Regions from separate parts of the Mus musculus genome. Here regions 2, 3 and 4 are each linked to region 1. Evidence: chromatin loops called from intact Hi-C (ENCODE). Cell type or tissue: gastrocnemius. All regions are shown on one strand. Each heading gives the region's core, and the rest is flanking DNA. Links, peaks and the distances in the headings are about the cores only.

Region 1 (7,741 bases), core at 1,084-6,083:
GGTAGAAGATAAGGCTGACACCCAGGGTGGTCCTCTGGTCTCCACGTTCACATGTGTACAAAGAGGAAATGTCAGGCAAATTAATATTTTCAGCAACTTCCTATGGCACGGGAGTGTGCACTGGCTGAGGATGTGGCTGAGTAGGTCGAGTGTTCGCCTAGCACACAGAAAACCCTAGGTTCAACATCTAGGAGCACAGAATAGAGGGTGGTACAGACGTGTGATCTCAGTTTGAGAGGCAGGGGCAAGAGGATCGGAAGTTCACGGCCATCTGGCTACATAGTGTCAGACCCAATTTCAAAAAAGGAGGGGGGCTATTTATTACAAGAGTTATATTCAGTAACCAACACACAAGTCCAAATTAACAATTTAATATTTATCTATTTTTAATGTGCGTGCCACCCCTGAAACCCCACTTACTTCCTGAGACAAGGTTTCTCTTCTGTCTGGCATTTACCAATTGTTAGACAGGCTGGCCTTCAGGCCCCAAAGGTTCTCCTGCCTCTGCCTCCCTGGGATCAGGATGATAAGCAGGCATCACTACATCAGCATTTGTAGGTAGATCCTGGGATCAAACCCAGGTCCTCAGGCGTGTGAGGACAGCCCTGTAAGACTGTGCTACATCCTCAGCCTCACTCAGGTGACTTTTGAGTCATGCCATGTGGCTTTAAACCAGAAAAAAACGAGTTCTTTTTGTCCTTTTCCACTGCTAACATTCACTTTTCAACCAAAAGGATAGAACTCGCTATGGTAATATGGGTGCTTTTGCCATTTATTTGAATTTCTGATAATTGAACCCAAAAATTAAAAACAGAGGATTCTTGCTTCCTTGGTCTTTATCCTCAAGGGACAGAGATGTAAGAGCACTAGACTGCGACAACCCGGATGTCAACTCTGGTCCCGGAGAAGAATGGTTAGTTCTTAACCAGTGAAACAGGGAGGAAGCAACCTCAGCTTAACAAGACACAAATCCTATTTCAAGGTTGAACTTAAGTCTTAATTTGTCAGTTCCTAATGGTGTGCACGTAGGCAAATTCCTTCATGTCAGACTGTATTCTAATCTGCAAGACTGATAAGCAACTATGAGTAACTATTGTGTCAGTTTGCTAAGAATATTAAAAGTATTTACTGTGACCTTGGGTAAGTCTTAAGCTTTCATTTTTATATTTACCTGTTCTAGTTTTGTAGGACTCTATAAGGATTACTTTATTCAAAAATATCTTTTAATCAAAGTACCATATAATAATGTATTAAAATTCACACTTTATTAAAGATCTTAAAAAAAAAAACCAGCCCAAACCTGGACATAGTATATACCTATAATCCCAGTGCCAGGGAGGTAAAGGCAGGGGAACAGGGGTTCAAGGTCATCTTCAGCTATGTCAGATGCTGCCTTGCCAAACAGATCAAAAGAGTGCGTGTAGACTCCTGCCAGTAGCAGCCCTTCTCTTAAACATCTCTCTCTATGGTTGGCCCTTGTATTGGAAGATCAGAAATTTGTTTAACAAAAAAGCAAACGGCTTTCAGAACGACAGTCTAAAACGCTGAGCTCAGTCTAACAGCCAGCCTCTGAGTGCTCACAATGTACTAGAGTAACCTAGGCCACACACAGGACCAGATCAGAGCTTGCTGCCTGACAAACTGTATTGCAGAAGGCCTTGTGAAAAGCAGCCACACACAACTAAGTTAGCAGCACTAGCACATCCCAGGTAAAGGAGAGGAAATACTAGAAAAATTTCCACTTTGGTTTCTGTAAGATGAATGGCTTTACCAGCCAAGAGTTTAAAGCATTCGGTCCAGACTATTGGCAATACCCACCAAAGCAAGAACCCATCCCAGTGTGGTCCACCCAGGTCTGAGTTTCAAGATAAAAATGCTGGGATGGAGCCCCAAAATGACGGTGGTGAGGGGGACCGAACGGGTCACACAACTCTCCAGCTCTCTTCAGTTTGTAGAGGTTCGGGGGCAAGCCAGTTACACAATCAGATATCAACTGTAGAAGCTCACTACTAGCTACAGTTGGAGACAGAGATTTGCAGGAAGAGATTACTGCAGCAGTCTAGGCACGACAGAAACGAGATTACCAACAAGGCAAGGAAATCAAACCACTCCAGGCCTGCTCCTACACAGCTGCTTCACGCTGCAACCCTGATTAGCTGAAGCACTGCTGTCTCAACAGAAGCGAAGCCTTCAGTGGGTCACAAATGCAGGACAAGGACCCGCGAGCGAGTTCACACCCGCCGCTCTAATAAGGCATCATACCCAGAGACCTCTGAGACTACTTTCAGGCAGAATCCTTACAAACGGAGCGGAAACGTGGGTTGCTGGCACACACCTTCAGTCCTAGCACTGAGATACTGAGGCACAGACAGGCTGGGCTGGCCTCACTCAAGAGACTGGTCTACATAATGAGTTCCGAGAACATTCAGGTTACATAGACCTTGTCTCCCCCCAAAACAAAACAAAAAACCCGAACGATCGAAAGACCGTTAGCATCCAAAGACAATTTCTGGGCAAGCCTTCCAACTCACTAGGCTGTAAACCTTGTCCGGAAGGATTTTCTTCTTTCTGAGTGCTGAAATCTTAAACAACAACACTCCTCTCTCTTACCTGATTCCACTGTCTCCTCCCCTTCAGGCAGAAGCCTGGCTTTCTTGGCGTTCTGTGGGGCATCGTCTCCATTGTCTTCATAGATATTCGACCATTTGATCGCCATGTCCAGCTCTGGCGGCGGCGGCTTCTTCTCAGTAGTGTAGGTCTCTGGGGGCGGCACGCAGTTGGACTTCCAGATCTTGAACTCCTTTGGAGGCTGTCGAGTAAGCACATTAAGAAACCCTGTGACGAACCGAGGTTCCCGCGATGGATACGAGCGCATGCACCTCCCTGCTCATCATTCTGGCTGACTTTCCTCTTTCTTTCTTTTTTAAAATCCTTTAGGCTTAAAAGACACTTTTTTTTTTCCATCAACATCACAACACTGTTAGGTGAAAAAGTCAAAGGGTTCCCTGGATAAATAAAGCTAATAACTTTTAGTTACCAAAGGAGGATGCAGTCCCAGATACTACGGCCAGGCTGACCCCTTCAGGAGGCTGCAGCAGAGACGCTGTCTTGGAGGCAGCAGCGCAGGCACTTCGGCGTCAAAGGGAAGGGGTCTCGGGGAGAAGCTGCAGCGGGGGGCGGGGAGTCACCACCGTTAGTCGTCGCCCGGCTGGGACCCCCGAGCGCGGAGGGGCGGGCCCGGGCTGACACCCCCCGGGCTCCCGGGGCCGTGGGGACGCGCGGCGCGGCGCGGGCTGAGTGCGAGCCGGGGGTGGGCGAGCGGGCGGAGGGGCAAGCGGGCGTCGGGCCCCGGGGCGGCCGCGGGGCCGGGGATCTCACCTCCTCCGGCGCTTTCACCACATGCCGCTCCCAGTCGATCTGCTTGTTGAGCGGGTTGTAGAGGAAGGCCGGGCGGGTCACGCTGCGGAACAGCTCGTCCGGGCCGGGCAGCCGCTTCTCCGCCTGCTTCCCGCGGCCGCCCGTCGTCGGAGCCGAGGCCGCCTCCTTGCGACCCGCGTCTTCCGGCTCGCTGTTCTCATCCGACGAGTCGGAGCTGCTGCTCCCGTAAGCCGCGAAGTAGCTCAACGGGTCCTTCTCTTCGGCTGCCATGACGGCCGCGGGTTCCCACCCTCTCTCGGCCGGAAGCCGGAAGCCGGAAGCCACGGCTGATCCCGCCCCCCAGGCTGGCGAGTTATCCATTTGCGCCCCCTAGCGGCGGAGCCGCGCTCCTACTCATGGGCGGAGATTGGAAGGATGCTGGAGGCGGGGATTCCACAGCCCTCAAGCAAGTTATTTATTTGTTTTTTCTTAAGGATCTCTGGGAAAAAGCAGCGGGAGCCTTAGGATACCCGGAGGGAAATCAGTGGCCACAGTCACACTCTGGGCTTGTAATTTAAAGCAGAGAAAAACCAAACATGCATACCTATAATCCTAGGCAAATTTGAGGGCCAGCGAGGTGCATGTAAGTCCTTTCTTAACAGCTAATACAGTGCAGGAGACGTTGTCTACCAAACAGTAAGAACAAGCAAGCAGGGGGTGGGGGCGCACACTTCTAACCCCAGCACTTGAGAAGATGAGACCGGAGTATTGCCACAAACTAGAGGTCAATGGTGAAATTTTACAGCCCCCCACCCCAAGTTGGTACCATTGTAAATATTTAGATCCCAGTTAAAAATGCCTGGTCAGAGGTGACATAGTCATTAATAACTTGCCATTTGGTCTGATTCTTATCTGCTAAATTCTACAGAAAAATACGAAGTCTGGTAATGGAACGGGCTAGACTGCCTTGTTCAGGTTTATATTCCTAGTATTTATTTTGGTGACCGTCCCTGGAGTACATCAAGGAATATTGCTGGGTTGTAATTTCTGAGATAATAGGTCTGAGTGTTTCTAGAAAAACTTCCTTCCGTCCAAGTACCTAGACTTGACAGAGATACAATTGTTCCCAAAGTACAAAGTCCTGGGTTACCCAAATCATCCTCAGATCTGACATCATTAGCAAATTCAGGGTCCCCTCACGCACCCTCCAGCCTGGTAATGTGACAAAATTGTAGAACCCGCTGAAAGCTGAGTAACCACGTGTATATAGCTACAGTTTACTGCAGCAAATATAGCATAAGTCCAACCAAGGGAAGATGGGCGAGGAGCGGTCCAGAGGAGTCCTCATTCAGAGCTTCCGGTTACCCTCCGGAAACATGAACCAAATCAGTGCAGCTCAGGAGGCAGAGCTCGCTGCCTGGTACTGGGTTCCAGTACCAGCACCCATATAAACTGGGCATGGTGGTGTGTATTTGTAATCTCAGCGCGTGGTGGAAATGGGGTGAATGTACAAGGCTCCGACACCCGTGGCCGTGCTTGTTTATATAATGAGTTTGGGGAAAAACCATAGGGAAGGTACATGGACAAGTGAAACCCCAGGATGTCCAGGAAACTTTAGAGTAGCATCAAGATGCTGGGCTGGCAGAAGGCTCTTAGATGGGGTAAAGAATCTCTAGCATTAAAAATTTAAACTTGAGAGCTGGAGAGATGGCTCAGGGGTTAAGAGCACTGACTGCTCTTCCAGAGGTCCTGAGTTCAATTCCCAGCAACCACATGGTGGCTCACAACCATCTGCAATGGGATCTGATACCCTCCTCTGGTGTCTGAAGACAGCTACATTATACTCATCTACATAAAATAAATATTTTTTTTCGAGACAGGGTTTCTCTGTGCAGTCCTGGCTGTCCTGGAACTCACTCTGTAGACCAGGCTGGCTTCGAACTCAGCAATCCACCTGCCTCTGCCTCCCAAGTGCTGGGTTTAAAGGTGTGTGTCACTACTGCCTGGCTTAAAATAAATAAATCTTAAAAAGAAAACAAAAAGAATATTTGGCAAGAAATAGCAATGGGTTCCTAAAAACTAAAGTAACAAAAATTTTTTATTTTTTACAAAAGCTAAACTCGAGAGAGAATAAGGAAGGGTAAGAGAGGAGACTGGAGACTGCAGAGTAGGTACAGAAAGGGGACCACAGGGAGAAGGGCACAGCATGAGCCAAGTGGCAGGTTGTCGGCAAGTGTCAGGTTAAGTCAGATGAACTAGCGGGAGACTGCCCTAGGAAAAGGCCTAAGCTTTAAGCTATATTAGAAGTCTCATGTCCTTATTTATACTATTGGTGGATCTGAGAAAGTCCCACTATAAAAGATGTAAGCTGTCTACAATGGACCTGTATTAATTATTAATAAAGGGCAGATTAACTAAAGGTAACATGGGCTGGGATAAACTGGTTGGTTGTCTGTAGTGATGGGACTTAAATAAAAGTTCTGACCTTGAAAAGAAAATTAAACTCAAAAAGTTTCATCAAGGGCTACAAGGTGGCTCAGTAAGGTGCCTACTGCACACACAGGACTCCCCTGTGAGTGTGGGTTCCCAACACCCATATAAAAGTTGGTGTAGTGGTTCATTTGAAACCCTAGGGCCTGGGGACGCAGAGCTAGGGGGAATCCCAGGAGCCGCCCGTCTAGCCAAATGGTGAAGTCTAGGCTGAGCAAGTCACTGTCTCAAACAGTAAGATGGAGAGCAACCAAGTAAGACAACAGACAGCAGCCTCTGGACTCCATACATAGGCACACACACTAACATGCTCACACATGTACTACACAGACACAGACACAGACATACACACACACACACACACACACAGAGTTATTTATTAAAACAAGTGAAAATGTAAACAAAAACTAAAAAAACAAAACAAAGAGCCAACCTAACTTCCTGACAGCCACTCCCCTGGCCTGTTGGACCTTGCAGGACTATGCTAAGGATGACCCTCTTCGTAGAGGAACCCCAGAAACCGCCTGAGGAGGCCTCCATCTTTATGCCCCAACAATGAGACATTCTAGAAAATGTCTAAAGAAGAGTTGCTAGGGTTGAGACAGGAGGGAGGTTGAAAGATTATATTTTTAAGGCAGTGAAAATAAGTTACTTGGTTATGCAGTATTATACATTTCTAAAACTTTCAAGTTATGTAATGGAGGACCCAATATGGACTTTGGTTAATAACAACATTGGTTCATAGGCTATAACAAGTTGTCATCAATATTAGAAGTACGGGAGACCGTAAGGAACTGGTACTTAATTACTTACGCTCGGTTTTTCTGTTAAGCCCACAACGTACAAAAAGCAGGACTTTAGAAAAAGGCAATACAAAAGCGGCTGTGGAGTTTTTATGCTGTGTTAATCTGATATTCCTGAAAAGTCACTTTTTAACTACTGGGTCCACTAACTTACAACAAATTATATGCTACCGAGTCAAGCCAGCCCCTCGCTCTATACTCCCCTGTTCTCCCTCTTCCCTCCCTGCCACTTTTACAGACAGTCTTGATGACTGTGTACTCTGGCTGTGAAGGTTTATATAAACTTGGCCCAGGGTGTGGCCTTGTTGGAGTAGGTGTGTCACTGTGGGTGTGGTGGGCTTTAAGACCCTCACCCTAGCTGCCTGGAAGTCAGTATTCTGCTAGCAGCCTTCAGAGGAAGATGTGGAACTCTCAGCTCCTCCAGCCCCATGCCTGCCTGGATGCTGCCATGTTCCTGCCTTGATGATAATGGGCTGAACCTCTGAACCTGTAAGCCAGCCCCAATTAAATGTTGTCCTTATAAGAGTTGCCTTGGTCGTGGTGTCTGTTCACAGCAGTAAGACCCTAACTCAGACACTGGCCAACCTGGACTCACTCCATAACCACGGCTGGCCGCAAACTCATGGGCTTTGGCTTCAACCCCTAAGTGCAGACTCACACACATGTACAACCACATTTAACTCTGAAATATTTTCTTTTTAAAACCAGTATATTAAAAAGCGTTAGACATTTGAAAATCAGACATTTTGAATTTCTGACTCAGACACATCACTACATTAAAAAAACTTTATTGTTAATAGCAAATTTTCATTTCTTAATTTTTAAATAATAGAAATGAATAGGAGTTAGATGTCAAGAAATAGGTAAAATTATAATTTAAACGAAGACAATCAGCATTTTTAAAATGTGTAAAGTTAGTCAAACTTTGTAAAGCAGTAAGAACACGGATGGAGCTGGTGGCTGCCTGATGCAAACACTAAAGCCACACTGGCCACGGCCACATCCTGTCAGTTCCCTCGCTGCTCACCATGCTTCACATGTCAGCGCTCTCGGAGCCAGAACAAACGGCTCAGAGCGAGGACTTTAGTCAA
Region 2 (7,741 bases), core at 1,250-6,249, 52 kb before region 1:
GAAGCAGTAAAAGTCTGTCCAGAGACCCAGGTACTGTTAACCACCGTTCCTATCCACTCCCCTCTCTGGCAGATTCCAAAGTCACTAGTGTTGATTGGTCGGAGATGGGATCAATTAAGACTACCGTTGGCGGGCTAGAGAGGCGGCTCAACAGTTAAGAGCACCAGCTGCTCTTCCAGAGGTCCTGAGTTCAATTCCCAGCAACCACATGGTAGCTCACAACCATCTGTAATGGGATCTGATGCCCTCTTCTGGTGTGTCTGAAGACAACTACAGTGTACTCATATATTGCAAGCACTATCTATACAAGATTGAAACAGAGAATGCTCTGTGCTTTGCCTTAACTGGGGTCAGTTTAAGAATCAAGTATTAAGTAAGGACGTCTTTCCTAAGCAGAGGGTCAGGAGAACTTCAGGTCCTTACTAAAGTGTGGCCTTCCAAACAGCACCTTATCTCCTGAAAGCCTGTGAAGACGCAGACTCCCAGGGTCCTGTCCAACCTTCTCAATCTGCACTTTAAGGAGGTTTTCCAGGAACCCATATGCACATGGTTTGAAAAGCATCCTTCTCCAACAGTGAAGAACACTTCTTCCCCAAGGGCCTGAAAACAGCCCAAGGCGTTCTCAAAGGACAAGCGGACACCACCTCTTGGACCGGGGACTCTCTGATCCAGAAGCACAGACCTTCCAAACCAGCACAACACGACTTTCTGCTGATTTTGTAATTCTCAAAGTTTTCCAGCCACCAGCAACTCCAATGTTCCGTGGCACTCTTCCAAAACAACAAAACAAAAAAAGCTGCACTTGCTTCCAAAGGCCGGAAGGCCGAACTGTCTCAGCACAGGATTTAAAGCCAGAAGACTGTCAGAAACCGTTCACGAAGGTTGGAGGTGCTGGCAGAGCAGGGCCTCCCCCACCCCCCGTCCAAAAAAAAAAAAAAAGATAATGAAACCAGAGTTTCAAATGCTTCAAAAAAGATACAGACAGGAATCTGTATCACCCTATCAACCTCACTTAAGATGGTTGAGCGTTTAAAAGGACGCTCTGCTCTTCTAAAGGACCCAGGTTCTATTCCCAGCCCCCTACATGGCAGCTAACAACCATCTCTAACTGTGTGGGCCGGGCATGCTGGTGGCACACACATAAAATGAGAGAGAGAGAGAGAGGGAGAGAGAGAGAGAGAGAGAAGGGGAAGGGGAGAATATGGGAAAGGGGGAGGGGTGGAGGCGGGGCCTAATGGAGGCAGGAGCCTTTAACCCCAGCACTCACTCAGGAGGCGGGCAGACCTGGGTAAGCTCCAGGACTATGTAGAGAAACTCTATCTCCAAAACCCACACCAACAAACAAGAAAAGATCATGCAAGCTGGGACCTGGGAATGTGGCTCAGTGGATACAGTGCTTGCCCAGTGTACATAAAGCCCTGGGCTTGACCCCTTGCACCGCACGGCCATGCACAGGTCTGTAGTTCAAGACCAGCACTGGCTACAAAAACAACATCAACAAATTCATGCCATCTAATTAAAACCACCTTAAAATTTTTAGGTAAATCATTGACAGTTAACTATACTAAGTGTCTTCTTTCACAGAAGCAGGAGTGGAGTCAAAGAGACTAAAGTACACTTTTCACACAATGAACAGCCAACAGAGACCAACTGGTGCTCCAAAATACATTTCTAAAAATCACGTGCTAATTAGGACTTTTCAAATAAAGACTTATAATGAAGTACAGCTGGCAAATGAACTGCGGCCCCTTCATCATCCTACGGCTTGCAGAAACTTGACAATATTTACCAAGTGTAATGACTTAGGATTTCTTAAATAATTGTCTCAATTAGAACAAATTGGCCAATCTGTGAATGCTGCAACACACGTCAGTCCATCAGGCTGCAGGCTCTCTAACGCCATCACAGGTGTAATGGTTCCTGGTGGGAGCCGGAAATCAAAACTGAAAACCACTGTAGTTTGCATTTGTCATGATCGTCTCCACACATTTTTAAAATGCTCAGATGAGGTGTCTCTATGCCATCACATATCTACCATGGATTCTGACTTGTACTTTCATTTGTAAAGAAACTATCCATATGAATATATAGAGAAAATGTGATATAAAATACTTACCGTCTTTTGTACAACTAAGAACATGCTGCTCAAAATAGACTATACTTTTTCAAAAAAAAAAAAGCTGCAATTTTTCCACTTTATTCTCTTTTGTGTGTTGAGTGGACCTGACCCAAACCCAGGTCTTGACCCTGCTAAGCATAGACTCTTAACTAAGATCAGTCTCTTACTAAGGTCAGACTCCTTAACCTCCAGGTTCCTCTGCTGCTGAACGACAGCGGCCTCGTCTCGGGTGGAGACGGGAGAGGAGTAAAACCTGTGGATGAATCCAGAACAGTCTAGGACCCGCGCACCGAGAGCTGGCGTAACTATGCACATCCTGAGATACCTAAACGCTATTCTGTCATGCCCGGATGCTGAGGAGTTAATGTGTGATGGGAAAGGAAGCCAGGAGGGCCAGGCTTAGGGAGGGGACTGCAGCAGCTTCAGGGTAGATGTCTCATAAAAGGCTGCGGCAGAGGTTGCAATGCGTGGTTTTCATTTCTTTTTCAGTTATTATCACTTCCAGATTTAAAGTCAAATGGAGGGCTGGTGAGATGGCTCAGTGGGTTAGAGCACCCGACTGCTCTTCTGAAGGTCCAGAGTTCAAATCCCAGCAACCACATGGTGGCTCACAACCATCCGTAACGAGATCTGACACCCTCTTCTGGTGTGTCTGAAGACAGCTACAGTGTACTTACATATAATAAATAAATAAATCTTTAAAAAAAAAAAAATTAAAAAAAAAAATAAATAAATAAAGTCAAATGGAAGGAGCAACAAATTCATCCTATGAAGAAAAATATTTAACTCCCCGAATATCTGCAGGATCACTAAAGTAATTCGATGGTGAATGTTTTTACATAGTTCTGTTATCAGTGAAATTTATCATACAGAGTTAAAGGAACTTAAAGGCTGTGAATGTAAGACTTTTTATTACAAGTACTTTAGATCTGGGGGAAAGCAGTAGTAGTAGTAGTAGTAGTAGATTTTGATGTGAGCTTGGAAAAGTGCATCTCTCTTCACAAAGACTTGTCTACTATCTCTTTATTCAGGTGAAATAGAATTAGAATCTATTGTTTAATGTATAATGTCTATAAATCATATAAAATCATATTTTAGTTAGAACTTGGATTTCTCCCCACATTTGTGTTTATAATTTCAAGTTACTGTGCAGTAATTCAGAGAGACATGTGATCTTTTTTTCCCTTTTTTAAAAAAAAAACAGGGTCTTACTCTGTAGGCCACACTGGCCTTGAACTTGCAGAGATGCACCTGTCTCTGCCTCCAGAGTGCTAGGATGAAAGGCCTGGGCCACCACAGCTGGGCTGGGTGTGTATTCTTCCAGGAAACCCTCAAATTCTTCCAGCACTTAACTATTTTTAAAACTCCTCACTGAAAGTTTCTGTCTTTAAGGGGGTGTCAAGATGCCACATGGTTTTGATTCACCAGAGAATTTTGATATTTACAACAAAATTCAGAGATTTCTAAAACTAGACCCTCTGAGAATTTAAAAACATGCACATAGCAAACCAAAGATTTTGCATACTATATAAGGACAACCAGACTTAAAAAATTTTTTTTCTACTATAAATAGTGTTTTCTAAGTTTTCAAGTGGACTTAGGTGCTTGCACTTGGCCCTGAGTGACATTTACTTTCTTTACAAACCAGTATCATAGGTGTTCTACAAGAGAACGAAATCCTAGCTTTGGATTAAGAGAGAGAGAGAGAGAGAGAGAGAGAGAGAGAGAGAGAGCCCGAGAGAGCGCGTGCTCACGTGAATGTCTAAGCTCAAGTATGTGCGGTGCCTGGGTGAGAAGAAAAACAGCCTAATAAGTAAAATGACAGTTTATGAAGCCTATAAAATTCTACCTTGGATCGAATTCAGACTCACAAACTTCCCAAGTCTTTGAGTTTGCCTAGAGCTACAGAAAAGAAAAGAAAAAAATTAAAATAGCGCCCCCCTCCTCCCGCATCAAAACCTACATTAAATGCATGTAAAGGACTTAAAACCTTCATTCACTGTTGTCCTAAGGGAGGGAGCACGCTGACTCTTGGAGAAGAGAAAAACAAAAAATCCGAAAAGGGAAAGAAGGAAAAAGCAGGAAGCAGGAGAGAGGGAGGAGGGGAAGGGAGGGGGCGCAAAGACCACAAGATTTAATGTATGACATTAGCAGCGACCCGAGACCCGCAGAAGCCCACTCGGGAAACAGTACACCAGTGGTTCTCAACCTGAGGGTCTCGACCCCTGTGGTGACTGAACTAATTTTTCACTGGGGTCGCCTAAGACCATTGGAAAACACAGATATTTGCATGACGTCTCATAACAGTGGCAAAATTACAGTTATGAAGTAGCAACGAACATAATTTTATGGTCGGGGGCACCAAACATGAGGAACTAGATTCAAGGGTCACAGCATCAGAAAGGCTGAAAACCACCACACTAGAGGCTCAGGGCGCTGCTTAGCATATTGACTGCAAAGTGTCCTACCTGTCAGTGTGATTCTTTGGTCCGTTGTCACCGAGAGGACGTGGTTTTCATGCACTTTCCAACTGCCCAAATTTGGAGAGGTTGTCTGCGCTCCGGGAACTTTGGGTGCTGTCCCGCGATCGCGACCCTTCATCCCCAGGGACAGCAGACGTCCTTTGTACATCCACTTCTGCAGTTTCTTGACAGTCACCGCAGGTGGCTTGAGGGGAAGATCCTCCGGATGGTCCTCTTGGCTGCTGGATATCACAGAGGTCCCCACAGGATCCTTAAAGGGTCGTCCCGAGGACCCGCTGGGGTCATGGCAGATGGGAGGCAGGAGAGCGGCGGACGTAGCAGCCCTGTGGCTGCCCGGGCTCCAGCCGTCCATCCCACCTCCACGTGGCTGGGGCTCGTCCCTGTCCCGGTGCGCACCGCACCTGATGCAGCTGTCGCTCGCCCACCGCTGGAGCAGAGGCGGCCGCCGGCTCACGCGGAGGCTCTCGAGACTTCTGCAACTGGACAGTTGTATCCGAGGACTGGGAGGCCGTCCCTCTCTCGACTCCGTCGGAGGCGACCGGGGCGGGGACACCTGCTGCGGAGGGCGGTCGCCGCCTCGGAGGCTGCAGGCTGGGCGCACGGCTGCGCCGCGGGGGAGAGGCGGCTGCTGGCCCTGAGCCCGGGCTCCCGCGGGTCCGCCCCGCCGCGTGCCCGAGTCAGGGGGTAGGTCGTGCATGGCCTGGATCAGCAGATAATAGGCCTCTCGCAACTGGGTCTGCAGCCTGCCCGTCTCCAGGCGGCCGCCCTCCATCCCCGGGGAGGAGCCCGGCGCTCGGGAAGGCGAGGCCCGCAGCGCCTCCGCCCCCTCGGGCGCGCAGCCCGCCGGCAGGTTCTCGTAGTAGTCGGCGCCCTCGTCCTCCCCGTCGTCGTCGCCGCTGCCCCAGGCGCCTGGGGAGGCGCGAGCAAGCGCGCGGCCCAGAGCGGCGGCCTCCTGCGCCCCGCGAGACCATGGCACCCGCGCGCCCGGCTGCTCGGTCCCCCATGCGGGCCGCTCCATACCGGGGCCCGCGAGCTCGTGGGGCGGCGAGCGTCCCTCGGAGAGCGAGGCCGCCACGGAGTCCGCGTGCAGCCCGAGCGCGCCGGGAGCGTGCCGCTCTCGGAGCCGGCCGAGCGTCCTCCGCAGGGGCTCCGCCATGAGCGCCGCCCTCAGCAGCCCGGCTCGCCCGGGGCGCGGGGCGGGCTCCGAGTCCCGCGCGGGCGGAGGCGGCGGCTCTCCATGACCACGGCCGGTCCTCGCCAGCTCCTCACATACTTGGCATAACTCGGCAGCGGCGGGTCGGTAGAGGGGGGCGCGGGCGCCGCAGCGCGCATGCCCCGGAACTAGAGCCGCGACGGGGCGCGCGGGCCAACACGCGGCGTTCCCGAGGTGGGCGCTCCGGGGGCGGGGCCTGCGCGGCTGCAGAGAGGGAAAGGTGGAGCGGGTCGGGCTGCCACCCCGCCAACCGCCCCGGCCCCTCCCCGCTGCCCCCTGCGCGAGGCGGGGCTCCGGTGCAGCAAGTCCTAGCTTGAGAGTAACAAAGACTGTTTGGACCGACCAAGTGCGAGTGCAGGTGTATCTCACAGGAGCGTTGTCCCCAAGATGTTCTGATCGGTTCCCTGCTCCCCGGAACTGTTGGAAAGGAATTTGCGGGGCTAGAGAGGTCGCTCGGTTGTAAGGATCGCTGGCTGCTCTGGTGTAGGACTCCAGTGTCAGGGGTTCCGAAGCCCTCTTCTGGCCTCCGCTGGCACCCGGCATGCGTGTTGTAAACCGTCATAGGTGCAGGTAAAACAACCATGCACGTAAAAATAAACAATAAAAAAGAAATCTGTAGCAAATCCTATTCAATAAGGAATTTTTAAAAAAAGTCCTTTATGTACTAGATCACTTCGGTTCCCTCTTTTTCAAATCTGTTTCTCCTTCTGTAAAAATGATACCTTCTCATCCAACGTTAATCCCTAGATCAAACAAAACTTGTTAAATGGAACCACAGATAAGAGCCCCGGGTACAACTACCAAACTAAAAGCGCTAGTTTACAGCTTTTAAATGTAAAAATGCTAACTGAAATTCAGTGTTCACTGGGTCGAAATAGAGAAAGGGTGAAATTTGGAAATACCTACTCTCAATACCAAACCCTGCCTGGCCTGGCACTGATCGATAAGAATCAGTGTTGCCATCATCTCTGATTTCAGCTATACTTTTTGGTTGTTATGCATTGGGAATGACCTTTGAGCCACTCATACCGCACAAATATCTAGCACATGCTTGCACTTAGTAGGTACTCAAGTCCTCCAAAAGTGGTAGTTGAGTGAATGGTCCTTACTTATTCCAGTATGGTCCTCCATGTAAGCCCAGCTGCTTTCTGTGCCTAAACGCTCCATCCTCTCAGCTCACTTGGATCTGTGCCGTTTGTTAGCGCCTGGCTCTCTGCCTTTGGAGTCATCCCCCTGTATCTGTATGCGTGTAATCTTCCCTGTGCTAGGCTTGGTGTGGTGGTATACTTGCTTGTGGAAGGAGGCTTAAGATGGAGGCAGTAGGAGGACAGCCTGAGGCCCTCTCTCAAAAAGCTAAACAAAGGAACAAAGAAACTGACAGGAGTGCCCCTCAGGTGAAGGCAAAGCTTTCAAGCCTAAAGATTTGAGTCAATTGTATCAAGACCCACACCCTGGAGGTGAGGAGCCATTGCTTTGTGACCTGAGACTCACTCCAAAACACAGGAATGCAGAGGGGAGGCTGAAGGGCTACCTACCCATCCTCCTCTTCACCATGGAGTCAGCTCCCACACAGACTAGGTCTCAGGTTCTACCAAACTTCAAGAGTCCTTATCACTACACAGCACACATTCAAAACACATATACCCTGCATGCCACACATATACCACACACACACACATATATACCACACACACACACCACATACACCACACACACCACACATACACCACACACAACACACATGCATGCATATACACACAAACACATATATACCACACACACACCATGCACAAGTACACTACACAAACACACCACACATATACACATGCTACACATATACCATGCATATACACCACACACATGTATAAACACACAAATCTTTATCATATATTTGTTGGAACAGATTGTTTCAGGTATTTTTTTTGT
Region 3 (5,000 bases), core at 1-5,000, 120 kb before region 1:
GAAGTTTATCTCAGGCATAACATAATGCAGTATGAAACACAAAGAAACAAATTTCCATAAGTTAAAACTTCTAATTGATAGTTTCACAATGCCATGATAAATCAAACTGAATGGAAAAAAGAAAAAGAAAATCCGTGTTCCTTTGGAATGTGATTGAAGGGTACACCCAAGCTCTCAAACCCCTCAAAGGAAAGGATTGCTGAGTGTTCAACTGGAGAGCAAAGCACACTCAAAAATTCATAAAACTAAGTAATAATTGAAGTATTGTCAGATTCTTGCCTTGCCTCCAAAGATTTCTGTTGTAAAATTTCCAAGGTTTGGTTAAACAAAAGGACATCTAAGAAAAAAAGTGGTTTTTTTAAATTAAATTTTAAAAACATTCTTTTTATTCATTCACTTTATATCCCACTCACTGCCCCACTCCCAGTCACTCCCTCCCACAATCCTTCCCCCATTCCTCCCTTGCCTTCTCCTCTGGGCCGGTTCTTACCCCCCACCACCACCAGGTATCCCCCCACTGTGGCACTTCAAATCTCTGCAAGGCTAGGCACATCCTCTTCCACTGAGGTGAGACAAGGCAGCACGCACACACACGCACACACACACACATGCACACACATTTTTTTTAAATGTAGGTAATGCCCAGCTGGAGAAGAAATATTTAGGCCTGTGCTGGAGAAAAGAAGGGGAATCTAGATTTAGGGGCATTTTTAAAACATAGCACGTTTGTTTCCCCTTGGTGTCCAAACAAACAGTTTAAAGGAACCACAGAGTCTTCTCCATCACGGGCTCAGATGTGATGCGGGGTCATGACCTCGACTTCAAGAAGCTGTGTACAAGGCTCAATCAGCTAACAAAGCAGGGATACTCCCATCTGTGAGGGACGCGTTCCAGCGCCTACTATACCCAGTTCAAACCCCAAAAGCACACATGTATTTCATAAACAAGACAAAGTAAGAAGTTAACAGTCCTGTTAATAAAATGCGGGATTACGACTGTATACTGGAAGTCCTGGGTTGTGCTTCCGGTTTTTCACTCGAGAGTGTTTCCTCGGCCTCTCTTGAGCACGTCCAGACCACCAACATCATGATTTAGGACTCTGGGACCTTTAATAAGTTAAAGGTGGGAGAGGGTTGAAGGAGGGGAGTGCTGTCACTCGAGCTCAAGCACGGCGTCCTACGGAAGCCTGTCTGAGTACCAAGGCATCTAAGCGGCTGACAATGGGCAGGTGGCGTGTGCAGCATGGACGCGCCGTTCCCTGGACAACCCATACCCTAGCAGCAACCAAGCAGACAGCACAGGTCTCACTGCTCTAAGGAGGCTGCCATACAGCCCAAAACTCAGAAGTGCTTCATTTCTAGAACTTTCCATTTGCTGTTTGCTGACATCAGCTGCAGAAAGTGAAACCACAGATGGCGGAGGCTCCTTCCTGGATTTCAGTCTCCTTGTCCTAGCAACTGCTTAGGGAAAGAAAGATGTGTGGTCGTCTGACTGTTGACGCACACGTGTCTAGTTCTCTTCACTGCCCTTCAGTGGCTGCTTCGAGGATTTTGCAGTTCTGTCTTTAGACACATAAACCCTTCCTTCTCTTTCTTTAATTTTTTTTCTTTCGTGAACTTAGGGCCTCACACATGCAAGCTGCCATGTGCAGTCTACATTCAGTCAACACGTATTTCTTACACTCCCCCCAAAGGTCCTAGGCTCTAAGAACACAGTATTGGAAAAACAGGTCTTGGGACTGGAGAGGTGGCTTAGGCCTCATGAGCACTGACCGCTCCTCTGTAGGATCCTGGTTCCGCTCACAGCGCCCGTGTCAGGTGGCTCACAACTCCCCGACTCCAGCTCCAGGGACTCTCGCTCTCTTTTGGATGTGCACATGCTCAAACACACATAATTTAAAATCAAAAATATTTTTTGAAGATAAGTCTTTTCACAGACCTAATATTCTGGTGGGACAGATAGAAAATACATTTACATGCACTTAAGGAAAAGCCTCTCGTTAAAATAAGCAGCTTATAGAACACCGTTATGTTGTCAAACATGAAAACATAGCATCCAAACATTTTCTTTTTGCACAACGTGATTTTATATATTACTCTTTTTAAAAAAGATTTATTTATTTATTTATATGAGTACACTGTCGCTTCAGACACACAAGAAGAGGGTGTTACAGATGGTTGTGAGCCACCATGTGATTGCTGGGAATTTAACTCAGGACCTCTGGAAGAGCACTTGGTGTTCTTAACTGCTGAGACATCTCTCCAGCCCCTACGTATTACTCTTAAAGAAAAGCATCTGGGATAAATCAAAATAGGAGGAGCAGACATGTTCCCAGCAAAAACACAAGCAGGCCATACAGAAATTCATGCTGCAGGCAACTCCATGGGTTCAGAAAGATCTGTGGCTTCCTGCCTCCTGTGTGAGTAACCAGCCTTAGTAATTTTATTAGACACCTGAGGTTTGGACACACTGCCAGCCGAGCACCCATTCTGGCCAGTCTCGGATCTGTTCATTAGAATGCACACATAACTTCCCTAAGACATTTTGTCTATTGATTGGGACATTTGATTGACTGGATTCCTTGGACCATGGATCACCAGCGCCTGGTGAACCTGCCCCATTTTTCTGGTACTCTGTCGCCACCTAGTGACCAAGGACTTCCCCCCACCCCCATTATTTTAGTATCCAAAATAGGTCATGGTCCCTGGACATAATCTAGTAATTTTTTTAAAGTTCTAAGTGTATTACTTTTTAATTAAAATATTCTTCATATAATATAATCATGGGTTTCCGTGCCCCAGCTCCTCCAAGATACCCCCCCCACCTCCACACCCACCCAAATCCACACCCTTGCTTTCCTATCTCATTAAAAACAAAAGCCAACTAGAACAAACCAGACTAGGAAACAAACCAACCAAGAAAAAGAAGGTGCTAAAGGTGTGTGTATTGGTGTGTGTGTGGGGGGGGGTATACAGGCATAGACACACAGAGAAATCCCACAAAAACACAAAATATGAACTCATATAAGAAGACCTGTAATGTTAAAACAAAATAAACAAAAGGCAAAGCAAAACAACACAAAACAAAAACAAAAACCCACCTAGACAACGCATAAAAAAAAGTCTCCAAAATATCCAATAACACTCTGTTGGAGAAAACTTTTTTTTTTTCACTTGTGAGCAGTTGTCAATTGGAAATAGCTTCTGGGTTGGGGATGGGAGCTTGTGTCTGCTTCCCTTGTCCGCACTGGGATCCCATCCGGCTTAGCCCTCTTCAGTCCCTGTGTGTGCTACCACAGTCTCCATGACTCCTCGCGTGTATCAGCCCTGCTGTATGTAGAAGACCTCGCTTCCTTGGGACTTAATGAGAAATCTCACTCAGAACTGAGTGTTCCACAGCCTTACACTCTGCACATTGTCCAGGGTGGGTCTTTGCGTTTGTTCCCACCTGCTGCAGGAGGAAGCTTCTCTGATGATGACTGAGCAAGACACTGATCTATGGAGAGAGCGGAATGTCATCAAGAGTGATCTTGTCCCTTTAGCAGAGCAGTAGTGTTTGTTTTCTCCCTAGGTCCCTGGCCCATCTAGTCTCGGGTTCTTGGGCAATCAAGCAGCGTCAGACACGGGTTCCATCTCATGAGGTCCACCTTAAATCTAGTCAGATAGTGACAGGTTACTACCACAACATTTGTGCTGCTACCGCACCAGCACAGCGTGCAGGCAGGGCATCACTGGTGGACTGGTTTGTAGCTGGGTTGGTGTTTACCTTTCTCCTCTTGTAGCATCCAGAGCATCTTCCAGTACCATAAAATCAGTCAGTAGGGCTGAGGGCTGTAGGTAGACACCAGCTCGACCTCTCCATGAGAAAACTGCATGTGCTTTAGTGAGGAAGGCTTTAGCCTAATAGCTTTCGAATTCTTTTAGAGCAGCCTTCAGAGACTGCCATATACTTTTTAAGCATAATGATTAAGAGTGGATTCTGGTGTTGATGGTCTGTGTTTTAAAATCTAGTTTATTATTTGACCAAATAAGTGATTGTGCCTCTTTATGCCTTACCTTATCTCTATCCTGTCTGGGGGGAAAAGGTGAGAAGATAACAGAGGTAGCATTGTGCAGATACATTAATAGAGAAATATACACGATTTAATGCCTGGCTTGTAGTAAGTGTTCAATAAAAATTAATTGCAGAAATTACTAACACCAACACTGAAGCTCTGTGGTGCATAATAATAGCTTTGAAGTCATTAAATATCCAAGGCTATCCCACTCAAGTCAGAGTAAACACAGTAGATAGAAATATTTTCCTCTGATCTCTTCAACTCCATAGCATGAAACTGTTTTACTGAGCCACCAAGACGGTTCGGCAGGTACAGTGCTTCTAGCACAAGCCCAAAGACCTGAGCTTGATCCTTGGAACTAACATGCTTAAAGGAGAGAGATGCTTAAAGTCATTCTCTGATTTCACTCTTGCTGTGCACATGTGCGTGCACATACACACCCAGATTTTTTAAACACCCCACTATTTTTTGACGCCTGTGCCTTCCTAAGTATTTGTGTGTCTCCTGTCTTCCCCTCTTCAATTTCTCCTTACCCGACTCAAAGAGAATAAATGAGCGGCACATCAGGTTAATATAGAATATGATTCCGTTTTTAAATATGTATTCCTTTTTATGCATATGAGTGTCCTGATTGCGTGTATATATGTGCACCTCATGTATGCTGGGTGTCCACAGAAGCTGAAAGAAGTCATTGACTTACCTGGTCCCGGAGTTACAAATGGTGGTTAAGTGCCACGCGGTGCTGGGACCTAAGCCCAAGAGCTATGAAAGAGTAGCAAGTGTTTTTAGGCACAGAGCCACCTCTCCAGTCCCAGGATACGATCCATTTATTACAAAGCCTGTTTTATGTGTAGCCACAGAAATTCCCCTAGGGAGAGAAACCTATCTTTGAAAACCGTGGCGTTAAATATATTTGTCATTTAATTTGCTTTTTTCTCCATTC
Region 4 (7,741 bases), core at 1,098-6,097, 240 kb before region 1:
CTCCAGGAAGAAGTTTAGAAATCTCTACGGCAAACATGTAAAAAAGACGTCTTACAAGTCACACTGACCTCCGGAGGCAGAAGACAAGAGCAAACAATTCCGAGCTGGCAGATCCACCTCACAGGGAGACGCGGTGCCACAGCCGAGTGGAGTTGTCTACTCCCGTGTAAGCAAGCATTTGAACATCTGCTAGATTAACCCAAACCCTGAGCACCTATGCTGTCCTTCCAAGAACACTAACACAGACTGTGTTCCAAATACTGCAAACTATGCCCTCATTTAAGCTGATTGATGGCAACCCCTTGAACTAGGATCCTCTTGTGGTCCAGATGAGGGTACTGTGTCCCCAATGCTGTCCCTGAACTTGGCAGAGAGGGACTTCAACCTTGGATACAGAATATCCAGAGGCCTGGAAGGCAGATATGAAGTAGATGTTTACAAAGTGAAAGCCAAGGGTCTGGAGAGATGTCTGCTTGAGAACACTGGCTGTTCTTCCAGAGGACCTGGGGTCAGCTCACAACTGTCTGTAGCTCCAGTTTCAGGAGATCTGCTGCCCTCTCCTGGCCTCTGGGGGCACCGCATGTACATGGTGTGCAGACACGCATGCATGCAAAACACTCAGACACACAAAATTAAAATATATAAATCTCAAAAAAAATAATAATTTAAAGTCAAAGTGGAAGTCGAGATCAAAGGAAATAGAACATGAGCCATTTCCTGCTCTGAAGTATTTCAGTGTCTTCCTGTTTCCCCTGACCCCAGTGGGACCCTAGATTCCCACCTCACGCCAGAATAACACACACAGTAAGCTGAAGTCAGTACACACTCCTGAGAAAACATACTTAAACAGCCAAAAAAAAAAAAAATTACAATGAAACTATTCAAGAAATCAAATCTAATTATTTGTGTTTCATTATAACCCATTTGCCTCCTCCTCAAAGTGAATTCTGACTTGAAGACAGAAAATGATGCAACCCACGCATGCTCTTAGGGTCATCCCTGAAATAAAATCTTCATTCTGGAAACCTCTAAACGCTTGAGAGATCACCACAAATACCTGTAGTTGTTAGCTCAACTTTAAGCCCAGGGAGTGGCACTATTAGAGGGTATAGCCCTGATGGAGTAGGTGTGTCCAGGTTGGAGTAGGTGTGTCCAGGTTGGAGTAGGTGTGGCCATGTTGGAGTGGGTGTGGCCATGTTGGAGTGGGCGTGGCCATGTTGGAATAGGTGTGGCCCTGTTGGATTAGGTGTGGCCCTGTGAGTGTGGGCTTTAAGACCCTAGGATAAGGATCCTAGCTGCCTGGAAGTCAGTATTCTGCTAGCAGCCTTAAGATGAAGATGTAGAACACTTGGCTCCTCCTGTACCATGCCTGCCTGGATGCTGCCATTTTATTCCCTTGATTTAGACAAATGCAGGCTGTTGGCTGAGTGGAGGGAGACAGGGGAGTTTCTCTCTTACCTTCCTCAGCCTCAGAGCAAGAACAATGGATCTCGTGCACAGGATAAGGGATGCCAGGCAGATCATAATGACGAACACATCAAACACCAGGAGGTAGTGAGTGCTTCTCTGAGCTGCAGAGCAAGGCAGAGTACAAATGGGAAGTACGCCTCGCACACATTGTGGAGAGTAGTCTTTTCAGCAAATGGTAGTCTGAAGGGAAATTCAAGGGAAAGACCCCTTTCTCTTGTTAAAGCGGCAACCATCAGAAGCAACAGCATACCGCACTCCACAGACAAGCCAACACACCCTGGAGGGAAGGGCCGTGCACTTACAAACGTAGGCGGTGTTAATCAACGCACTTAAGCTCTTTATAAATATTTACTGCAGAACAGAATCCAACAGAATGCAATCCCGTTGGGCTCCATTCAGAAGAGGCCACCATGGCCTGCGTTGCTTCACACAGCAACACAGACAATGAGTTCCCCTTATCAATTAAGAGAGCAAAGTTAAATGCCACACTGAGAGGTCCCACTTGTGCTCCTCTGTTTCAAGGTACACCGTCCTGCCAGAAGCCAGTCTGAGATGCCTTTCCTGTGTGTCAACACCAAGAAAGGAACTCAGGGACTGAGGAGTGAGTGAGTGAGTGAGCGAGCGAGCGAATGAGTGTTTGGAACGTACAGTGCGGGGGTGGGGGTTGCGGGGGGGACGGGACAAGAGAGGCTGATCTGTAAGTGTAGCTGCTCTTAGACTACATGGCCCCACATTGTGGCTGCTGCTCTCCCCGGCCTCACTATGACTGGATCGGTCTCCCTTGTCTCTGTTCCTGCCTAGGGGACCATCCACAAGCCACACACACTTGCATTTGGCCAGAGCCGTACTTCACACACACCTGCTCACATGATTTGTTTTAGGGGTCAAGTTTCAGATTTTTCTTTTTATTGATTAATTCTGCTGCTTGACAGCTTGATATGTTTATATAACGTACTCTAACCTCATGCCCTGTCCTCTCATCTCTCTCTCTCTTTCTTATCAATACCTAGTCCCCCCCCCACTCAGATTCGTGATCTGGTTTGTGACCCATCTGTGTGACCGTTGGCCAGAACATTGTGTCGGAGCCCGGAGGGTTGGAGCCTGGTGGGGTCACGAACGGGAAGCCACCAGAACGCAGTGGTTTCTGCCTCACTGAATCTGTGTTGCGTACAGCTCCTCAGTGTGCCGTAGGTCCCCTGAGCCCCTCCTCCACTCTTGTCTGACTGTCGACCCGCCTGGTCTTATGCATTCCCAGGGAAGGCCTTTGACTCGAAACTGCTGAGTCTGAGGACGAAATGTGTTTGAAATGGCTGTGGCTTGCCTAGAAGACATCATCTCACAGCCTCCCTCTTTTCCCCTCCACCACCTTCTCCCCCGACTCCTCCTCTCTCTGCTTCTTGGTTGTAGGTTAAGGTGTGAGCCCTCAGCTTAGGTCTCCATGTCTATGGTCTGCTGCCACGTCTACCTGTCATGATGGACTTTCATCCTGTAAGCCCCAATAAATTCTTCCTTCTCTAGGTCACCTTGGTCATGGTGTTTTATCTCAGCAACAACAAAAAAGTAACGAACACAGCAACCTATGCTGAATGTGAAGTAGTGGGAATTCTCCTGCCTCAGCTTCCCAAGTGTTGGGAACATCCAGCAGCCATAGATTGCTTACCCCACTGAAGCCATATTGCATTTCAGAAAGCTCTTCCAAATCTGAGTTTGGAAAACACTGGTTCAGAAATATGTCCTGCCACTCTGAGTAATGGCACACCCCACTCACTCCACCCTCCCAGATACCTGATGTGCACAGACGCTCTCCCACCATCTGCCTAAGGAACTCTGACTCGGGCTATCCAAGCTTACTAACTGTCAGCTCTGCAATAAATATATACCATTACATCTCCATCAGAGGGAGCCCTGCCCACCCCATTCTTCTAAAGCCTCGTGTGGCTGGCTATAAACTATAGTATATAAAATATAAGTTCTGGAGAGCAGAAGCGCACTCAGAGAAGGCTCCTTGGGAAGCAGATGTCTGTGAACGTGGACATTACCGGTTTTTGCTTTGAGGAGATGTGGATAATTGTAGATAACGCCAAGAGGAAGCAAGCAGCAGCTGGGAAGCTGGGTGAGAAGAGAGCATCAGAATACTTGGACAACAGCGGCCAGTGCCCACCAGGTGGCGCCTCTGGCCTCTCTTAGGCAGAGCTTCTCAGTCCACGGCTTCAAATGGAAGAGGCAGCACAACCCATCTTCTAAACTGGTTTCTAAACCTCATATTTTTAATGATTTTTAAAACCCCTTGATTTATTTTAAATTCATGTCTTCCTAGTGATAAGGTCGAGTTTCTAAGACATGGCCGTAAGAATCACATTTTAGGTCTGCTTCTCTCTGTTGGCCACAGGGGGGAGCAAGAGCTCTTCCGTTCTGGCATGCGTGGTGAGAGGATCATTGGGGAGCCATGAGGCACACGTCCAGTCTCACAGTGACTATTGCAAATCACAGTTTATATATGGCAAAGGTTACGTTCCCCCACACCACCAAGACATAGCTTCAGCCTTTACTTGGACCTGAGGACTGCCTTGATGGTGCTGGTCTTTGAGTATCTGCTGCGAAATAGAAAATCCATTTTATCAGGAACCCAATCTGTGTGCTTCCTTTAGAGGAATGACTGAAACCAAAGCTAGAAAAAAAAAGAGAAAACTTCGAAATCATCAGCCGTTGTACAGCTGAAAAGGAATGAGTCACCTGTTGGAATAAAAAACCACGTGACTCATATTTGTCTTTCTGGTCATCTGGCCCAAGTGAGTTCGTGTAAACGGAGCTTGCCAGTTCACCACACTCAGAGACATCGCCCTGACCACTAATAATCAAAGCAGGATGCACATATCTTACACTCCTCTTTTGAGACAGGAACACCCTCCCCCACAAAGTGGTTTAGGCTGGTCTTGAAGTCAAAATCTCCCAGTTTCTTCCTGCATAGCTGAGATTACAGTACATGATGTCATCGCTAGCTCAACAAGGCTATTTAAGCATGTGGACCATCGGGTGACGGAGGAGATGTCCCCGTGTTTATTCAAGATGCACCCTGAGGTCTCCACTCTTCTCCTTTGTCCAAGGCTTGGATCAGAACATACCTCCTCCGAGAATTCAGGATTCCCACTGAGCTCGGTCAAAATGATCATTTCCCTTCCTACTCAGACCTTCCATACTTCCCTGGCTATGGCTACCCATAGCACCCCAAGGATCTGGTCACATAGATGTCCCTCCCTAAGGCCTCTCCTCGCTGATGAGTTGCGGAGCAACTCTGATGACTTCTGCTCCCAGCATTCGGCACCAACCCCCTCAATAAGTACAGCCATTGCTCTTGCTTTGTAGAGAAAACTGCTAAGACAGAGAGGCCAAGCAATAGGTCCAAGCCTCCAGCCGTGGCTCACAGAACCAGAATGCAAACCCAGGCCATCTTGCTGCAAAGGCGAACTGCGTAAACCACTGACTCAAGAAACAATAAACACTTGCTGACTTGGACCACTCGCTCAGGACTAGCGTTTGAACTGTTTTTCTGAAACGTTTTCCCCACCACCTTCCATACGAATCACGTGGGTTCCCTAAGCCCCCCAAACCTCCTCTAACCCACAGACAACAGGCTGAACGGTACACTTACTAGACCCAGATATGTTCATGTTTTTACACTCTTCGATGTTGGCCTCGCTGTTGAGATAGATTTTGATTTTCCCACTGTGGGCTGTGTTGTCGAAGGTAATCTAGAGACAGAAACAAAGAGGTTATAGTCCAACGAGGCGGGGTGGGGTGGGGGTTGTCAGGTCAACTACTTACAAAAGTCATCAGTACCCAGATAGAACTCTGATACAGAGATCACAGGGATGAAAATGCCTCTGCACGTGGGTTCTGGTCCAGCTGCTGTTACTGTGGTAAAACTCTGGTCAACTCCAGCAGGAACTGGAGAACACGCCCCAGAGGAAGTCCTGCTTACTGGCTTGCTGACAGCTTTCATTCAGCCTGCTTCTTGGTCCAGCCCAGGACCCATTGTCCAAGGATAGAAGAGCCTCTCCTGCATCAATCAGTAGCCAAGAAGATGCCCCACTGAGATGTTCACTGGCCAGTCTGATCTGGGTAGTCCTTCAGTGGACACACCCTCAGGACACCATGGGCTATGTCAGGCTGACAGCCGAAGCTAACTGGGAGAATTTAGTTATATATTTTTTAATGATTAAAAAACTATAGCATAAAGGATGAAAGTTTTCTGTGGGTGCTGGGGATTTGAACTCATATCCCCATGTTTTATGTATCAAGCCACCTTCCCAGCCCAAGAATAGGGTTTTAGAGAGTTGGAAAGGGTTGGATCCATCTTCACAGGGAACAGTCTCTAGATGGGTACCACACCATCACTGAAGCAGTTTCCAGTACAACAGTATCTAACATCTGTAGCTGAAGGGCTTACCCTCCACTACAAAGTTGCAGGGAGTGAAACAGAGGCTGACATCACACAAAAACACTTGCCGTATTCTGAAAGAGGTAACAGTCCGGTATCTCTCGGGAATGAACTGCCTGTAGGTCAATTCCTTTGAGGGCAAAGGAGATATCAACTTGCACGAGCCTAAATAAAATACAGTAAAAGGTACAACTGTCAGCGTCACTATCCTAGTGTCCGTGCCCCCGCCCACCGCCCCAGGCCTCCTCTCCTGGGTATTGAGACTTGACATTGTGTTTACCGATAAAAATCCAGCCTGAAGAAAGATGTCTGTGCCCAGTCCTCGGGTTCCGTGGTGAGCACCTGAAGGTCCAGGTGAATGCAGTCTAGAGCAACGGACAGACAGACAGGGAATGGTCACTCCTGGCCAGAGTCTGATGCTGAAATGAGTCCAGCAGCCATGTGATGAGAAGCAGGACCCTAGGAACGCCTCAAAACGGCTGTCAGAAAATATCAACTAATTACCACATGGAGCACGGTCACCCTTCAGTAGAGAAGCCGGCAGGTGCCGCTTTCACCCAGGGACCACGTTAACATTGTCAGTCTCGAACAGAAGCAGGCTTCAGATGCCTCCTGCTACGATGCTCTGGGATACAATGTTTCTTCCCCAGCTGCAGTTGTGATTAAACAAAAATGCCCGGCAGAGGAAGTTCTTCTCCTCTATATTGTAGCGTTCAGGAGAGAACAGATGGAGGCGTTCGGGAGAGAGGGGCAGGAACTCTGTGAGTTCCAGGTTAGCCTTGTCTTGGTTCACATAGCAAGTTCCAAGCCAGGCAGGACTACAGAGCCCACCCATAAAGATTAGCCTCTGAACAGCGTGGCCCTGTATCATTGCTTCACAGGACAACGAGGAGATCCAGAGGTAAGCACTAGCAAGGTCATGGAGACCTGGTCGTGGAACTGTGTGACATCCACGCTGCTCTGCTCTGCTGTCTCTAGTATGGAGAGGTCTGGACCTAGAGCAAGCTGGCTTCCCATGGGTTCTCTGGATCTCTCTGCTCTCATAACATGAACTCCTAGCTTAAGTCATACTTTAAGTATAACGGGCTTAATAAAAATGTGCTATGCTGGGCCAAACACAGGGCACAGAACTGAACAGACGATTCCATGAAACAGCGTGTTACAGGCAAAGTGCTGTGGCCACGTATGTTATCTGGTTAATGAATTGTGCTCTTTAATCCTCAATGCAAACTGATGGCATGTTATAGGTAAATAAACCAAAGCACAGAAGTCAAGAAACTTTCGTATGGTTGCACAAGCATTTGCTGTCTATCAAGATTTAGACCCACCCATTCTTGCCTCTCCATCCGGAGCCGAGACTGACCCTTCTTCTTCTTGATTTTAGGTTCCTTTTCTTGCATACATTGGCAGAAGCCTGCTAATGAGTAACCACGCATGGGTTAATCTTACACACCGGAGGAAGCTCCTTGACTTTCCCCTGAGCTACTGAGAGAATAATCCTCCCATGTGCTCAATGCCAACGACTGCCTATGTAGCCAGCTCATTTGCTGGGCTAGCCTCAGATCCAACTCACAGATAAGTGTGCGTCGATAAACGAAAACCAAAACTCCACTTGGTCTACCCAGCAGTTTTGCGAGTGGAGCTTCAGCCCAATGGGTGGCTGGCAAGATGGGCGTTGTTTGGATTGGAACACTGGAGTCTGATTTACTATGTAGCCAAGGGAATGTCACGTTTGTGAGCGGCTGAGATAGGACAACATCTCCTTAACCACAACCACATCCCAAGTGAGTCGAATGTCATCAGGTTTACACTGTCTGGAGGCGCCAGCGTTGT

What was found. Peaks named below come from ENCODE experiments on the same cell type or tissue, not always from the same donor. Only the 100,000 strongest peaks of a DNase experiment are listed, where the experiment ranks them.
Region 2: a loop joins it to region 1, with 2.5 times the contacts of the local background. A loop is called at or near these places in 3 of 42 quality-filtered maps.
Region 3: it touches region 1 in a loop (3-fold over the local background); 11 of 42 quality-filtered maps call a loop at or near these places.
Region 4: a loop joins it to region 1, with 6 times the contacts of the local background. A loop is called at or near these places in 28 of 42 quality-filtered maps.

The regions. Positions count from the first base shown.
Region 1 is chr3:145,933,966-145,941,706 of GRCm38, reverse strand. 2410004B18Rik (RIKEN cDNA 2410004B18 gene) reads right to left here and starts at 3,693. Exons shown (of 3, transcript NM_025555.5): 1 at 3,379-3,693; 2 at 2,611-2,809. The coding sequence starts at 3,648. Bcl10 (B cell leukemia/lymphoma 10) reads right to left here. Exons shown (of 3, transcript NM_009740.2): 3 at 7,341-7,741. In gastrocnemius, for the core only: no CTCF peak of the experiment used is centred there; DNase peaks (open chromatin) are centred at 2,780, 3,263 and 3,719; H3K4me3 peaks cover 2,639 bases; H3K27ac peaks cover 1,375 bases.
Region 2 is chr3:145,986,016-145,993,756 of GRCm38, reverse strand. Syde2 (synapse defective 1, Rho GTPase, homolog 2 (C. elegans)) reads right to left here and starts at 5,887. Exons shown (of 7, transcript NM_001166064.1): 1 at 4,588-5,887. The coding sequence starts at 5,758. It overlaps Gm35352 (a long non-coding RNA gene), which reads left to right and starts at 6,262. Exons shown (of 3, transcript XR_376174.3): 1 at 6,262-6,385. In gastrocnemius, for the core only: a CTCF peak has its summit at 4,064; DNase peaks (open chromatin) are centred at 5,319 and 5,931; H3K4me3 peaks cover 3,831 bases; H3K27ac peaks cover 3,429 bases.
Region 3 is chr3:146,056,010-146,061,009 of GRCm38, reverse strand. The region is part of intron 16 of Wdr63 (WD repeat domain 63); the gene reads left to right. Among named protein-coding and RNA genes, the nearest start is that of Gm35409, 22 kb to the right of the region's middle. In gastrocnemius, for the core only: a CTCF peak has its summit at 2,637 (motif pointing left); a DNase peak (open chromatin) is centred at 2,622; H3K4me3 peaks cover 356 bases.
Region 4 is chr3:146,173,989-146,181,729 of GRCm38, reverse strand. It overlaps Mcoln2 (mucolipin 2), which reads right to left. Exons shown (of 14, transcript NM_026656.5): 5 at 6,189-6,273; 6 at 5,977-6,073; 7 at 5,120-5,219; 8 at 1,459-1,571; 9 at 1-24. Among named protein-coding and RNA genes, the nearest start is that of Mcoln2, 28 kb to the right of the region's middle. In gastrocnemius, for the core only: a CTCF peak has its summit at 3,722; DNase peaks (open chromatin) are centred at 2,624, 3,633 and 3,874; H3K4me3 peaks cover 386 bases.